Regions from separate parts of the Homo sapiens genome. Here regions 1 and 2 are each linked to region 3. Evidence: chromatin contacts called from ENCODE Hi-C or POLR2A ChIA-PET data. All regions are on one chromosome and are shown on one strand. The core of a region is the stretch at or near the end of the contact, and the rest is flanking DNA. Distances in the headings are between cores, read along the strand shown. Region 1 overlaps LOC101928438 (a long non-coding RNA gene). Region 2 overlaps NAMA (non-protein coding RNA, associated with MAP kinase pathway and growth arrest). Region 3 has its middle 140 kb from the start of NAMA.

Evidence for each region. A loop is a pair of places that touch in the nucleus more often than their neighbours do. ChIA-PET counts read pairs that join two places held with the same protein, here RNA polymerase II (POLR2A). Pooled maps may share reads with other maps.
Region 1: a loop to region 3 is called in a pooled map, with 3 times the contacts of the local background. The contact joins two enhancer-like sites. A Hi-C loop is called at or near these places in 4 of 37 single-sample maps with no recorded cell type and 4 of 50 pooled maps.
Region 2: a map with no recorded cell type shows a loop between it and region 3 (2.9-fold over the local background). The contact joins two enhancer-like sites. A Hi-C loop is called at or near these places in 3 of 37 single-sample maps with no recorded cell type and 3 of 50 pooled maps. POLR2A ChIA-PET finds 5 or more read pairs at or near these places in 1 of 52 experiments (activated T-cell).

The regions. Positions count from the first base shown.
Region 1 is chr9:99,719,391-99,722,090 of GRCh38, forward strand. All of the region lies in intron 2 of LOC101928438 (a long non-coding RNA gene), which reads right to left. The region is part of intron 2 of LOC124902234 (a long non-coding RNA gene); the gene reads left to right. Among named protein-coding and RNA genes, the nearest start is that of NR4A3, 100 kb to the right of the region's middle. Within about 2 kb of position 1,446, at least 5 of the 41 ENCODE cell types and tissues checked have a DNase peak (open chromatin) inside an H3K27ac peak, as active enhancers do.
Region 2 is chr9:99,367,286-99,370,112 of GRCh38, forward strand. It overlaps NAMA (non-protein coding RNA, associated with MAP kinase pathway and growth arrest), which reads right to left. Exons shown (of 6, transcript NR_102271.1): 4 at 376-523. All of the region lies in intron 2 of LOC124902232 (a long non-coding RNA gene), which reads left to right. Among named protein-coding and RNA genes, the nearest start is that of NAMA, 6.6 kb to the right of the region's middle. RefSeq lists enhancers at 1,268-1,317, 1,804-2,385. Within about 2 kb of position 1,271, at least 15 of the 41 ENCODE cell types and tissues checked have a DNase peak (open chromatin) inside an H3K27ac peak, as active enhancers do.
Region 3 is chr9:99,512,416-99,515,115 of GRCh38, forward strand. No RefSeq gene overlaps it. Among named protein-coding and RNA genes, the nearest start is that of NAMA, 140 kb to the left of the region's middle. Within about 2 kb of position 1,281, at least 3 of the 41 ENCODE cell types and tissues checked have a DNase peak (open chromatin) inside an H3K27ac peak, as active enhancers do.

The DNA.
Region 1 (2,700 bases), core at 196-2,695, 210 kb after region 3:
TAGGTACCATTCAGCAAGGGCATCAATCAAAGGTGACCCCCCCGCTTATTGTGATAGGAGCCTCTTAGATTAAGGAAGGGGAAATATCTGGTTTATTGGTGGAATTATTATTGAAAGATCAGATTCTAAATTCATGCCTGGGATCAACAGGAAAAAGAACAGAGGTGGTTTATCTCACGGTATGGCATACAAGGAGAAAATGATGGCAGAGGTGCCATATCTTTGTCCTAAGCAAATTCTGCAATTACCTGCATCATTAGGAGATGAAACACACTCACACACATATACACATACATTTACAAGTACATTTCTTCATGTACATAAAAGTTACATAAATGCAAAACCCAATGTGTATAATCATTCAACAAAGATATTCAGCAGCTCATTTAGAAAATCAATTTTTATGCATCCATTTGACAAACTGAGTCATAATTATAAGTACCACACGTTGTTCTAGGCACCTAAAGATACAAAATAAGAAGAATTGGTCATGCTCCAATCTTATTCACAATCTAAACTAAAAGATATAAAAATCATCTAGTGGAGGAATGTACAAAGTATTATGAAGGCATAGAGAAAAAATAACTAACTCTTCCTAAAGGAACTCATAGAGCTTTCTCAGAAGAAGTGACATTTGCTTTTGGTCTTGAAAGACAGATAAGGATTTGTCAGGTGAGAAGATTGGTAAATACATTCCATTCATCAATTAATCAACAAACAGGGTCTTTTAGTTTTTCCAGGATCTGTGCATGTTACTTAGAATAGAAATACATGCCAAATTGCACATTCCAGGAGATGTAGTCTAGCAGTTTGGAGGCAGGTGAGTAAGATCCCATAAAGAAACAGATTGAAGGGAATGGTAATGGATATTGCGATTCAAAGGAATACTACAGGAAGTTATCTTACAAGATGAATAATATCTTTCTAAATCACTCTCTTGGGAGTTCTATTTCCACATGGGATGTAAAAAGCTAAAAATATATCTGTCCAACGTTCACAACAATAAAGCCGGATAGACTACAAATCAGAGCTTTTCTTGAACTATTAGAGAGTTGCAATCATAGGACAAGTAACCTGAATTCTAAGGAAAGATGGGCCCTCCAAGGAGAGCCAGGACATGACCTCTGGTTCACCTGAGCCAAAGCACCAGAGAAAGAGACACTGGGTGGAATATAAGTGGGTAAGAATTCAGCAAAAAAATTTAACTAATTGCAAAAGGTCAAATGTGACCTAGCTTTTACCTCTCTCAACTCATGGCAGCTACACTGCAACCATTTGAAATAATAGGTTTGTATAGAAAGGCAGCAGCTTATTTCAGTTCAGGAATAGCTGGGTTTTCCAACCCTGTCAGCCCCTGCATTTCTAGACTCTCTCTATTCCCTCTGTTTTTGCTCTCAAACCAGCTAATTCTTGCCTGATTTCAGCTTATTCTTGGAAGATGTTGCTTAAAACAGAAAGTAAAAGCCAAAACACGCTAGCACTCTGGCTCCTTGTAACCACTTCCCCTCAAGTACTCACATAAGGATCAAATAAGTGATCTTGTGTTCATTGAACACAAGAAAAAGTCTTCAAGTGGTTAAAAAAAAATGCTTATTGTGAGACTATACTAATTCATTAACTTCTATATATCTAAGAATCCCAATCTATTCCTATTTCAAAATCATTACTAACAGAAAACAAAACAGGACTAGAAACAAAATAGAGTACAGAAATACAACCATATATAAAGCAATTCAATGACAAAAGAAAAATCTCTTCAACGACTGGGTTGGAATAACTGGATATCCAAAACAAAAAGGGAGAGAGAAAGAACCTTGACCCCTACCTCACACCACATCCAAAAAAACCCATATGAGAAGGGTTATAGAGTTAAATGTAAATATAAAATAATACAGTTACAAAGGAAAAAAAAGTGGAAGAAAATGTTTGCAACCTTGCAATGGGCAAACATTTTTCAAGAACATACAAAGCATAAACCATAAAATAAAAACACTAATAGACTGTACTACCTAAAACTGTAAAACATTTGCTCATCAAGACACCGTCAAGAAAATAAATCACAAGCCACGCACTGAGAAAAAAAATTCAGTAGATAGATAGATATGTAGATAGAGCTATATATAGTGAATATTTTAGATATAAAAATATAAAATATATATACATTATATATTTTTATAATTTATACTTTATATATAAATTATATATATTATATATTTATACTTTATATATAAATTATATATATTATATATTTATAATTTATACTTTATATATAAATTATATATAATATACTTATATATTTTATATATTATAGATAATATATTTATGTATTATATAAATATAAAATTTATATATAAAATATAAAATATATCTATATATAGTGAATATTATGTATATATATAATATATATCTCTCTGACAAATACATTGCATATAGAACATACAAAGAAATTCTATAAATCAATAATAAAAAGACAAATCATTTTTTAAAGAAGACTTGGACAGCCACAAAAGAAGATATACAAATGGCCAACAAGCACATATAAAGATACTCAACTTTATTATTTATAAGTTTCATGCAAAGTAAAACACACACATATACACACATACACACATACATGACTGAAATTTTTTAAGAAAAGATTAACAACATCAAATGTTGGAAAGAATGTGGAGCAATCCAAATTTTCATATATTGCTGCTG
Region 2 (2,827 bases), core at 21-2,520, 150 kb before region 3:
CTCTGGGACCCTTTAGTGCCCACAAGGCCTTTTCTGGTGTCCTTTTTAGATTCTGACATGTCTGTATTTCAGATGACTCATCAACTGAAGAAGTAGACCAAGGAAGTGCAGATGGGGTTCTGAGGTGGGAAAGGTCTCTTCTCATTGGGGTGGGAGGGTGAGGAGAGGAGCAGAACGAGGGAAAGAAAATAACAGAAACAGTGTTAATGAAGATTGCTGATTTTTTAGAGAGCCGAAAAAGTAACAATGGGGGAGGTCTGAGATTTGGGGCCAGCATGCAGTTGGTAGCCAGACACATAGATTTAAGTCCCAGCACAGCCACTTACCAGCTAAGTGAGGCCAGTCCCGGATCTCTGTGGGCCTCAATCTCCTCACCTGAAACCTGGTGCAGGCAGGACCACCCCTTCGCTCCGTTGTCAAGGTCCAGATGTCCCTGGTGTCCAACAGGGCTTGACTACAGCAGGCACTTAATATGTGCTAACTCCGTGCATCCCCCCTCCTTTTTCCTAAGTGGATTATGAATCTAGGAAATATGAAACCTCCTTTCACCCAAACAAAAACTCTGTCATCTTAGACAAATCTGATAAAATTAATATTTAAGTTGAAAAAGTGTTCTGCATGAATGATGACCCCATTGACTTATTTTCCTCTGACCTTGCTCACCACCCCTTCCCCAACACACACACACACACACACACACACACACACACACACACACACACACACACACTCTCCTCTCCCACCAATAAAACTAGACTGGCATGAGGAGAAAAGGCCAGGCTGTCATGATCCCAGCATCCTGCCCACATAAACTTGGAGGCAGAACAGGCCCATATGGAGCCTCTGGGGACTGGGGTCTCTGCTGGTCCCCACAGTAGGTGCCAAGAACAGTTCACAGCCCAGCACGTGGCCGCACTGCCCACTCTGCTCCGTGAGGACAGGGCCTCGCTGTCCCCTGAAGGACTCTGGCAAAATAGCCTGCCAAAGACCTCAATCTGATTAAAGAAAGGAAGGACATTGGAGAAAGGAAGAAATAAACGAAAGAAAAATGATGGAGAGAAGGGGAGAGAGAGAAGGAGAGAGGCCCGGTACAAGTGTGAAATCAGAAGAACAGACTGAGGATGGTGAGATGCATGTGAACAGTGTGACGTGGGCAACCCCCACAAATAGACCTTCTGTTAAAAATAGCCTTTGTCTAAATGTGGAAAGGGTGTAAATATAGTAGCGGTTTCGGCTTACTACGGAGCCGCCCCTGCTCCAAGTAACAGAGGCTTATTATAGGAAGCGTGCGTCAGCAGCGGGAGGGGAGGAGAGGGATAGAGAAGCCCCGGGCCGTGGGTACAGTACCCCCCAGCAGGAGGGGGGTCAGCCAGCCAGCGTAGCCCTATTGGGGGCAAGCGGCCCGGATGGCTCTGAAACGCTCTCACAGAGTTCCTCTGGGCAGAAAACTCTAGCCGAGCTGTGGGAGGAAAGGAGGAAGGAAGGGATCGCTGTGCTGAAAAGGATCTAGCCTTGTCTCGGCGATGCCGCTCACTTTCATCTGGGATTTCAGCAGGCATTGCGTCCTGTGTGCAGCAGGCTGCTCGCTCCTGGACACCGCAGGAAGTTTTCAAAGGAACCCCCTGGAACGACCAGCCTGCAGGCAAGCCGGTTTCCTCAGCCCTGAGCACAGAGGACAAACGTCTAGAAAATCAGTGGAAAGTGCCGGAAAGGAGTTTGATTCAAGTTTTTTGTTTTTGTTTTTGTTTTTAAGACCGGGTTTTCATGTCTGTGTCTCTGGTATCACGTGCTAAGTAGGTGCCTGGGGCACAGTGGCGGGACTCCTGAGCTGGACAGCTGGGAGTTGCTGCAGGCGCTGCCTTCCAGTATGATGCATGACCAAGGCAACAAAACTGTTTTGGGAAGCTCACTGCTCTGCTTTCTGCAGCTACAGAGATGGCCAAGGGTTGAGTGCCCATGTGGGTGTTAAGACCTACTCCTGCCTGTGTGTCTCCCCTCCAAGCCTTTGGGGGCCCTCATTATCCCCTAGTCTGTCACCCTTTAACCCAGTGCCCTCTCCTCCCAGCCCAGGACATGTGCATGCATGCATCACTATCCACACATACGCCCAACACACATACATGCACTCATGCACACCCACATTCAATTCGGGCCCTGCGGCCCTTTCCAGCAGTAGCCCTCACACTAGCGGCCCTGGCGTCCCACCCTGGCCCTGCGCTCTCATGGAGTCCCTTCATCTGCTCTGCCCCTGCCCTCTGGCTCATCACTAGCCTTGAGCTTGCCTCTTGGATGTAAGGCAAACCTGGCTCCTCCAAGTGGATCTGCACTTCTCCTCGGATATGATTTGGGCTTGTGTGCTTGTGCTGCCCCTCAAGCCAGCCTGGGTGACCGCCTCACTGCTCACGCCCCAGACTGAATGCCAATGCCCTTATCATGTTTCACTGACCTGCTCCTCAGGACTGATCTTCAACCTGTCAGCTACTCCCCAGCATCATCCAAACTGCTCTGAAAACCACCTTTCCAAAATGCAGAGCCAGCAGTGTCACTGCCCCACTCAAAATGCTCTCAACAGCTCCCCACTGCCTGTAAGATAAAGTCCAAACCTTGGAAGGCCCGACTTGACCCCCATCTGCTTTTCCAGCTGTGTCACCTGCTACCCTACCCTATCCTATACGGTGCCTACACAGGGTCTGAAGGTGGGTGATTACACTCGGGAATCTCCCCCTTCATGCCTTTGCAGGGACCATGCTGTTTCCTTAGGCTACAATACTTCTCCTCCAAGTCTCTGCACATCAGGATCCTACCCATCCTTCAGGGCCCCAGTTCC
Region 3 (2,700 bases), core at 31-2,530:
AGAGTGATCATTTAAATACATTAATCAGATCAATCACAAAGACCCCCCATGTTTTCCTGTCTCATTCAAAATAAACTCCAAAGACATTATCATGATCTGTGAGACCCCTGCAGATCTGGCTTACCCTGACCCCTCAACCTCACTTTCTTCTGTCTCCTTGTTTGACCTCACTTTAGCCCCTTCTGTTCTCTAATCCAACAACCACTCTCTTGGTTCAGGAAATTGGTGCTTGTCATTCCACTTGCACAGGACAGTTTTAGCGCAGACATTCAATGCTTTTCTTCATTACTTAATCCATGATTCTGCTCAAACATTACTTCCCCAGAAAGGCCTTTTCTGATCTCCTCGGCTGCTTTTTTTTTTCATAACACTATATTATATTAAATTTTTGTATTATATATTATATTAATTACATTCTTGTTTATTGTCTGTCTCCCCATGGGAATATACGCCCCATGAGGGCAGGCATTTAGTTTATTTATCTCCTTATCCCCAGCATTTAGATTAATGTCTGGTACATTTTAGATGCTTTAAGAGGCTCTGTGAAGCATCCTTGACCCCATAAGGAGACCCAAGCTGTCTTTCAGTTGGATCATTGGTATAATCAAGGGTTTAGAGATGTATCATGTATCAACCAAAACGTGGTTGTCCTGAGAGATGGACTACCAAGAATTACTAAAAAGTACAATGTTTCCGGCAGAATCTGGCACAGCCATGGGGCCTGACAGAAACCTCCTCAGAGCCAGAGGGACTCTGAACTCAAGCCTAGTTCTCTTGGATCTGATTTCACCAAGGTGTTCCCCGATCTAATACCATCTCCCAGTTGGCATAAGCCCAAGAAGGGAGGCCTTGCCCTAATTCAATGAAGGAGAAGCCTCCACTTCCATGTCTTATATTGCTGGCATAGTTTAAATCCATCATTTACTGAGGGCCTACTCCATGCCAGGGTTTGGGCTAAACACTGTGCATGCTTTATATCATTTATATTATTTAAGAAATAAAATATTATTTCTATTTTATAGGTAAGAGAACTGAAGCTCACAGAAGTTAAGTATATGACCAAAGTTATACAGATGGAAAATGGAAAAATTGACATTTGAATTATACTCTAAACAGTGCTACTTCCTAATGTGTTTGAGCTGAGTAGATTGCTCCTGCACTATCCCCCAGAGGTAGGTGACTAGGGCTTCTGAGCTAGTTCTTGCAGTATAAACAGATACTGAATAATTTCTGTAAACTGATAAGCAGGGACATTGAGCTTGGACCACACTGACTGGTGTAGGGACCACCGGTGGCTGCAGCCTCTGACACTCAGGAGGCTGTGAGAGATGTGACCTCCTCTCAGGGACTGGGAGGGTGCTCAGCTGTGGTTTGATCCCAAAAGGAGACTCTGGCCATTTGGACTAGACTGAGCTGGAATCATGGGACTCACCCACCCACAGAAAAGGTGAACTTTAGCTTGATTAACGATTGTGAAACTCTTTAAGTTTCAGTTCCTAGGGACTGCCTTTTGTTCTAAGCCAATTCTCTTGAAATCTCTAAGCTATGAAACCTGGTCACCAGGAAAGTATTTGTAAATATCCTCCAAGCAGGGCTGTCCTCTGGGCTGGGGACAATGTCCTGGCCCCAAAGTCATACCAGGTCCTTGCTCTGAAGTTGGCAGAGGAGATGGGCAAGTGTTTGTTCCATACATCTAAAGAGATTGTTTCCAAGCAGGTACCACTGAGCCCTGATAAAGGCACTTAGCACCTCTCTTGGGAGAGGCTGGGTACTATCCCTTTTGCAGCTTCCAAATCCCAGTGCACTCTGAAGTAAAAAGTTTCTTTACCCAGGATGCGAGAAGCTAAAATCCCTACTAATCAAGACATTCAGACTTCATACAAATATCAGTTCTTGTGATCCCCAAAACTCTTTCACTACGCATTTCACAGGCATCACCAATAACCAAAGTTATTCTTCTCTCCAGAGCATGCTGAGAGAGAAAGCTCTTTTACTGAAGATAGTTTCTTTGACATTCACACTCCAACAAGGATAGTCTCTTCTGGGCCTAATTTGACTTCTTTATGTGCCAAGAGGAAACTTTCTCTCTGAAGGGCAGGCACACAGATATCTGAAGAGGTCTTTAGGAGGCACTTTATAATTTCCTTGAATTTGCTAGAATGTTTGGAGAATAATGTGTATTGATTAGCTGTCTCTTTCGAAATGCTTAAAGTTCTCCTACCCTTTGATTTTTTAAGAGGAATTAACAGTGAATAAGCAAAAAAAAAAAAAAAAAAAAGAAGAAGAAGAAGAATATACCAACTCACTCACTCATGTTTTCTAACTAAAAGGAGTGTGGCCTAAAGACCATTATATGTAACAGGGTCCATGCTAGGACACTGAAAGCTAAGCAGCTCTTTCTGATAAATTTGAAATTGGGGCCGGGCGCGGTGGCTCACGCCTGTAATCCCAGCACTTTGGGAGGCCGAGGCGGGTGGATCACCTGAGGTCTGGAGTTCGAGATCTGTCTCACCAACATGGTGAAACTTCGTTTCTACTGAAAATACAAAATTAGCCAGGTGTGGTGATGCATGCCTGTAATCCCAACTACAACTACTCGGGAGGCCGAGGCAGGAGAATTGCTTGAATCCGGGAGGCAGAGGTCGCAGTGAGCCGAAGTCATGCCATTGCACTCCTTCCTGGGCAACAAGAGTGAGACTC